Linked DNA regions of Homo sapiens: region 1 is linked to region 2. A link is a contact called in ENCODE Hi-C or POLR2A ChIA-PET data. All regions are on one chromosome and are shown on one strand. The core of a region is the stretch at or near the end of the contact, and the rest is flanking DNA. Distances in the headings are between cores, read along the strand shown.

Region 1 (3,561 bases), core at 344-2,843, 78 kb after region 2:
TCTTAACCAATGAATTCTTCTTTATAAATCGCTGCTCTTAACATGATAGTAGTTCTGAATTCATCATAAAAAACCTTTTTACAGAGCCTCTTAGAACAGATCTCTAGAAGAAGGCTTACAATGAGTGGCAGAGACGTCCTTTGTTATCTGATGTAATTCTTTGCAAAGAAGGATTGGGAACGGAGTGGCTGTTTAAAAATGTCTTGCTCAGACCGAGATGAAGAAGGGGTCAAGTTTGCAATCAAACAGTTATTGCCGAGATGGGCGACTGTCACTGGCTAGGCTAATGTGGGATGCAGCTGTTTGTTATGTGAGCAAAAGAATGTTTGAATCAGTGAACATGTGAAAATGATTCCAGTGAACCAGAAAATGTGTTTGTTCTTTGGCTCTCCAAACTGCTGAGAACCAAGCTTAAGATCAACTGCGAAAACTAGGACCTCTGACAAATTGAGAGGTCATATTTTCTAACAGAAAATGGACAAAACTAGTCACACAGATCACTTCCCCATCTTCCCCCTTTGTTTTATTTTTGTTTTGTTGTTGTTTATTTGACTTACCAGTAATTTCACACCGTGGTCAATGTCATTCAATGTAGCCTCCGTGTACAATGCAAAGAGAAACTGTTTGGAAAGCAGCAGCTTATTAATTTTACTTTTATGGCATTTAGAAAGCGGGGTGGCTGTTTCGATGCCTCCTCATTTCTGGCTTGCATGCAAACACTCTTATGGCATTAATCTTTGCATCTTTCTCTAAAACCTCCTCTAGGGCTGAGCTCGAATCCTCGCTTTGCTCTGAGTCAGAACACAACCAAAGTTCTGTTTCTTCAGATTTTGCTTTGGAAATCACACTCAGAATAATTAAAACTTAATGTACTAAGAAATGATACTGTTCATTATATCCAACAGGGCAGTTACCTTCTGAATTCCACATAATTTTGGAGTGGGGATAATTGAAGTGTTGATGGTGGGAAGGGGGTAATTGAATGCATTGACCCTCTGTTCATTAAATAAAGTCGGCTAAGTTACAGGATCAATGGAAAGCCAGGGAGAGATGCGAAGATGAAAATATCGTTAACCCCTACTACTTCTGGTATAATATTTTGAGATGGACAAGGATTATTTGGTCAGCTGGGCTAAAAGCCTTGCGAGGTCTTCTTTTGTTGTTAGAGCTGCATTCCTGAAATGCTGGGTCTCCATCCCATTGACCACAGCATCAAAGGCCTTTATCTGGGGCGCTTTCGCATTTACATGGGGTGTATAGTGATATGATAGATTTTCTTTCTTTTCCACCTCTTTTTCTCATGTGGCTCCCCCTCCCTGCCCCCGTTCACGATAACCGGTGCCTGCTCCACACACAAACAAATCCAGGCACCCAAAAGAAGAAAAAGAAAAAGAAAAAGAAAAAAAATTTGAGTTTGAGGATTAAGATCTTCATTTTTTTTTTTTTTTTTGCTTGTGCATTCCAATTGTTCTTAAAATATTTGGCAATGTCAATTAGTAACTGAGCAGAGTTAGCTGATGAACACAATTTTCCAGTAGACTGAGCACCCTATTGTTGCCGAGCGAACAGCAGATTTCTGAGGTCATTATCATTCGCTGGTTGCTTGGCCCAGCTGCTTCCTGCTGCAAAAGCCAAACTTTATACCGGAGCTCGGGGAGGCTGCAGCAACAGGGGGCTGGAGGGGGGGAGAGGGGAGCTGGCTGCAGAGCCGAAGACAGTCATTATCAGCAGAGGAAACAGAAAGTAAAAGTTTCCAGGCAATTCCAGGAAAACTGCCGGAGCAGGCTTCTTCCTCCTGTTCCAGTCCAACCACCTTCCACCTCTAGGCAGGGAATTAAAAAGGACTTGGGGAGACCCCCCTGGGCATGGTGGCAGCTAATCTCTTTGTGGAGGAGAACTTTGGAAAACAATAATCCCATTTATAAATAATGCTTAAAAATTTTTTTAGCCCAGGCTCAAGCATGTGAGTGATGCCCTCTTAGATAGCCTCCTTCATTGTTATATATTTAAAAAATCATTTTAAAAATGATATTAGGAACTTGAAATTAGTCAATTTGGGGATGACAAATAGGCAACATTATTTAATTTTCCAGAGGGACCTTATGAACAGATCATAGTCTGAGATTCCTTTTAAAATCACATTTAGCCTTAAAGGTTCCCCCTACGCCTCCCCCTGTCCCCTGCTTCCTTATTTTTCTGCCCCCAGCCCACCCCAACTCCAGCCTTCCTTCCCCACCTCCTAATTTGGGAACTGGTTCAGTGAGATGAAAAGCTGCACTTTTTTTAAAGCTCAGCTGTGAAAGCCGAGCGCCATATGCAGCCCTTCGGTCTCTGCCGTGGAAGCGTGTGCAGGCGGCCGCCGTGTTTGCGGAGATTTACGGAGGATCGGCTCGTGTGTGCCGAAGCTGTGCCCAGGCGGACGCCGGCCAAGGCCCGTCCCCTGAGCTGAGAGCCGAGAGCTGAGGTGGCCGCCCGCCTAGGCGAATAAGCCGGCTGGTCAGGTGGCTCCTGGGGAATGTCAGATGGGGCACAGGGTCAGAGGCCCCCGTGTCTTCCCCTGGCGGCCACCTTTCCGCTGGGGCCCAAGGGTGGTCTGTCCACTTGGGACGCCCTGCTCGTGCCGGGATCGCCGTTGCTCTCAGATGCTGGTTCATGTGCGGCTGTCACATCATCCTCCTCCTTCCCCGGAGCCGGATGCCTACCAGCAGTTTCTTTTTATAAACTTCCCATTCACTTGGTAGACTTGTATCATCTCGTGCTTAGGAGCGATGATTTGGGAACAATCAGTAACACTTCGGGGCTTTTACCATCTTTCTGACCCCTTTACATGGAGCCATAAATCCCGCTTCTCCGGGGCTGCTTGATGCCAGTCCACCGTCACTTGGCATTTCAGAAAGAGGGTACTTGCACAGGCTCTGAAAGTCTTCAGACTAGGAGTGTAACATCAGAGATGTGTGGCATAAAATTGCAGAGGCAGAGCACCCTCTCTGCTCCAGCACTTAACAGGCAGGACATGGTTTTGCTTGTGAGGGATTAGATTCGAGGCCGCGGAGTCACTCAAATGTGTTTCTCTGGCGGCCTCACTTGGCCCATCTGTGGGATGGACACCGCTGTTGCCTGGGCTGCCCTTCTGTTTCCAACACTCCTGCCCACGGAGCTTCTGAGGAGCTCCATGAAGCTCTCCTCCCTATGCATGTTAGCGCAAGGGACGGAACAGTTCATTTAAACCTAAATTTAATGGAAATAAGGAAAACATAGATTAGCTAAGGACAGGTTACAATGAGGCAAGGAATTAAGCGGTCAATTTTCAAAACAGAGCTTGAAGCATTAGCTGCGTGATTTCCATTGACTCGAATGGGAGGTTCCAGGCTCAGGTCTTGACCACCACCTTGGGTGTGTTGGGGTGGGAGTTAGTAATTTGCTTTGCAGACAGCCACAAGGTGTCCCTTGATTGATGGTTTGGCCAGAAGCAGGTATCACGAGCTTCCAGGATCTGACTCTTACCCACTCCCATGCTTACCATGCACTCAGGTAGCTGGGAAATGATGCCCACTGTGTTAT
Region 2 (3,442 bases), core at 870-3,369:
TTCTAACTTAATTTATGACTCTGGTTGAATGGCGTCTGTGCTGGGGTATTACGTATTTCCCCAACTATTGTACCTGATGTCAATAAAGGTGCATTTAGGGAAATTTGAACTAAAACCCCAGGGTGTTTTTGTTCTTTGGGGAACCAATGCGCCATAAACATTTTGAACTTGAGCCAACAACCTCCCCTGACCATGATTGCAAATTACTGTAGAATGTATGGATTGCTGGCGGAACACTATTTGAGGAAACCTGTATTTTATAGAATGTCACTTTTATGCACAATCCAGGCAAAACAGAGGGGAAAAAAACTAATTTAAACAGCAGACAGTGTTCTCTTGAATGAAGATTATGACAAAGAATGTTATAAAAATCAAGCTCTAAATATGGCTTTTTATTTAATCATTATTACATCAATCATCAATATCAATACTTAACAGCAAGCTGATAATGTAGCCAGTAGGTGAAACAGCTATTAAAAAGTGTAAAAAAATGATTAATCAGGTACGGGGGATATTAATGCCCTCCAATTATTAAATGATAAGTACGTATTTTTGGAAGTGTTTGTTTTTAATAATCAACTGTAATATTAGTTTGCAAAAACGTAATTGCTTCTTAATTTTGCATTTTAGCTTCTTTGTGCTGGGTACAAAGGTAGTATGTTTCTGTAGTTATTGTTTGCAGCACTCCGTGTAAAAAATCACGTTCATTTCAAGAAGCTGTTATGGTATTGATTGTGGTAAAGACTTCCATTAACTGACCAATCTAAATCTCATAAGTGATGTCAGGATAGTTATGCATTTGCTTGGTTCAAGTATTCAGCCATTATGTTAGAATGCAGGCAGTGTCTGAATATGGCTGTTAAATTATTTCTAAATACCGAACCAGAACAGCTTAACAGTTCTGCAGTTTGAGACTGACACAAAAATGACAATCTGCCACCTCTTTGTTTTTTAAATATTAACGCTGTATTGGGATAGTATTTTTGGAGTAAAAACCTGTGGCACGAGAGGATAAGTGACATAAACAAAGGCAGCTGGGCTTCATGAAATAATGGAACAATAAGGCCTTTGCAGCCGCTCTCATCACTCCAGTATGTTAATTAGCATTCTGTTGTGGCCGCAACACTGAAAACATGTAATCTGTATTGGTGTACAGTACAGCTGTGAACACACATTCTTTTTTGTGAGTCCCTGGAGTTAGCCTTGCCATTGGCATATGCGTTTGGGCCAAAAGTCAAGCCATCACCACTAAAATAGCACACCATAGCAGCAAAATGTCATTTGTCTTTTCTTGTTTTTTTTTTTTTGTTTTTTTTTTCTCTCCCCTCAATGCCACATGCTATCCAGTGATGTAATCTAGTATCACTGCATCTGCCTCCCTGCTGTATTTTTGCAGGAGGGTATCTGGATATCTGTAGGGGAAAGGAGGGGGCATTGCCAGCCAGCAGGAGATGGAAAAGGCAGCGGCCCCAAAAGAGTCAAATTAGAAAATAAATTATTTCTTTTTGCATTATATGTTTAAATGCATATATAGAGAATATATATATATATATGCATATATATGTGTGTGTGTATATATATAAAGAGAGAATATATATACATTGAAGAATCTATGCATTTAATATCTGCCACCTTTTTGCATAGATTCTTCCTTAAGTGTCATGAAACTAGAATCCGCTGCTTGTTTTCGTAAGGTAAAAGAAGGGCAGTTAATTTCAGCACCAAGGCTTGGAGGAAATGAGACCTAAGAAAAAAGAATCAGAGTAAAATTTACCCTTATTTATCATTTCTATTTAGAACTGGGTTGACAGTCTTTCATGCATGTACTTAGGATGGGATTGGCTCTTCCCATTTCAGAGCTGACAAAACTGAGGCTGAGGCATGGTCCAAAGATGGGCCCTAATTGCAGGGCCTTTCTGGCCTCTGTACAGAGAGAGTGAAAACAATTGGTCATTTTGAGGGAAAGGGGTTAGCACCAGTGAGCAGAGGCAGTTAGTAGCTGGGAGCAGTGACTCCAGCCTTCAGAGGCAGGACTCAGAAAGGCCTCTCTTGTGTGATTTTGCTGCTCACACGTGGCCTGCTGGGAGCCGCCCCTGGTACTGCCGGGACACGGCCCTGGGATTTTGCTGAGGCCAGCTTTGGAACAGGGGAGGTGAGTCTGGAGAAGAGAGTTTCCACGTTGTCATCATAGGATCTGGACTCAAGTGACCAAAACCTTGCTTGGATTTTTACCTGATGAAGTTTGTCTTGAAAAGTGAAAATGGTTCCATTTCCATTTTCCCTGTTCTCAAGGTAATTCAGCTTTCTTTGTGTGTGAGTGTGTGAGTGTGTGCAAGTGTGTGTGCGTGCAGTCTCCCCAGCATAGAACACCCACACATGCACCCACCCACATGCAGACACGCACATACTCATGCATGGATTCTTGTTCACGAAGTACACACCCTTTTGCAAAATAATTTTTGAATAAAAAATTATAGCCCTTTAAATTTATTATAATTTAGAAAGGGACCATCCGATGGTTAAAACTTTTCCTATAATTCCTACATTAATTCTCTCCATCACCCGCCCCCCCCATCTAATCTGACTGTACCAAAAGATTTGAAAACAAAGCAAAAACACCAACCAACCAAACAAAACAACCCACCTGCTTCTAAAGTAACTTTCAGACTCCCTGGGCAAAGATTCTTGTCTCTTTCTGAAAGATGAGCATGAATTCTGAGCTCCAAATTTTGCTTTTAATCTGTCTCCAACCTAATTGAAAAATTACCATACCACACAAAGAAAACTCCGCATCGGGATCACCATGCTGATCCAATTGGGTTCTGCTTTTTGACGTTAGAGAAATCAAATTGTCTGGCGATTTGGTGACATGCTTGAATGTCCACCTGGGAGAAGACTAGGTTAAAAGTTAATAGCACTTGTGCTTTTCTTCCCCCCGACCTTTTTTTAAACTCCAGTAGAACGGAACTCTTCCCCACTGGCCAGGCCCTCATCCTGAATCCCTTGTCCAGCCTGGAGGTCTTCTGAGAGTTCTCAGTTGGCACCTTTCCCCTGACTTGTCCCTGTGAGGTAAGGCAGGGCTGACACTGAGATTTTAGTTCTGTTGTTCTTTTTTTTTTCCTAGAAATTCACACCCCCCACCCCTTGGTTAATGGCTCTTTAAATATTGAAATGCCTGGAAAAACAAAACAAAATAAAATAAAATGCAGCCTGTCAAAGAAATAAGAACAACAACAACAAAAATGTTGGTATCTTTTAGAATGTGTCTTCCTAGTGGTAAAAGTATATAATTAATAGGAGAATTTTCCTCCAGATGTGGCTATACTATAATAGAGCCTTATAAATGCTACAGAAAGAAAAATTGCTTGGAACGAAGGCGTCCTCAATGAGAGCACACCTGGGTCTGACAAAGATTGCATTTAGGGACTGCTGTGCTATCACA

The links. A loop is a pair of places that touch in the nucleus more often than their neighbours do. ChIA-PET counts read pairs that join two places held with the same protein, here RNA polymerase II (POLR2A). Pooled maps may share reads with other maps.
Region 1: a loop to region 2 is called in a map of posterior cingulate gyrus, with 4 times the contacts of the local background. The contact joins the enhancer-like site here to the promoter of ZNF536 in region 2. A Hi-C loop is called at or near these places in 3 of 168 maps with a recorded cell type or tissue (dorsolateral prefrontal cortex and posterior cingulate gyrus) and 2 of 50 pooled maps. POLR2A ChIA-PET finds 5 or more read pairs at or near these places in 2 of 52 experiments (H1 and HEK293).

Annotation. Positions count from the first base shown.
Region 1 is chr19:30,448,643-30,452,203 of GRCh38, forward strand. All of the region lies in intron 2 of ZNF536 (zinc finger protein 536), which reads left to right. Among named protein-coding and RNA genes, the nearest start is that of ZNF536, 78 kb to the left of the region's middle. Within about 2 kb of position 1,594, at least 9 of the 41 ENCODE cell types and tissues checked have a DNase peak (open chromatin) inside an H3K27ac peak, as active enhancers do; they include dorsolateral prefrontal cortex, where a contact is called at or near this core.
Region 2 is chr19:30,370,265-30,373,706 of GRCh38, forward strand. It overlaps ZNF536 (zinc finger protein 536), which reads left to right and starts at 2,120. Exons shown (of 5, transcript NM_014717.3): 1 at 2,120-2,292. RefSeq lists an enhancer at 3,164-3,442.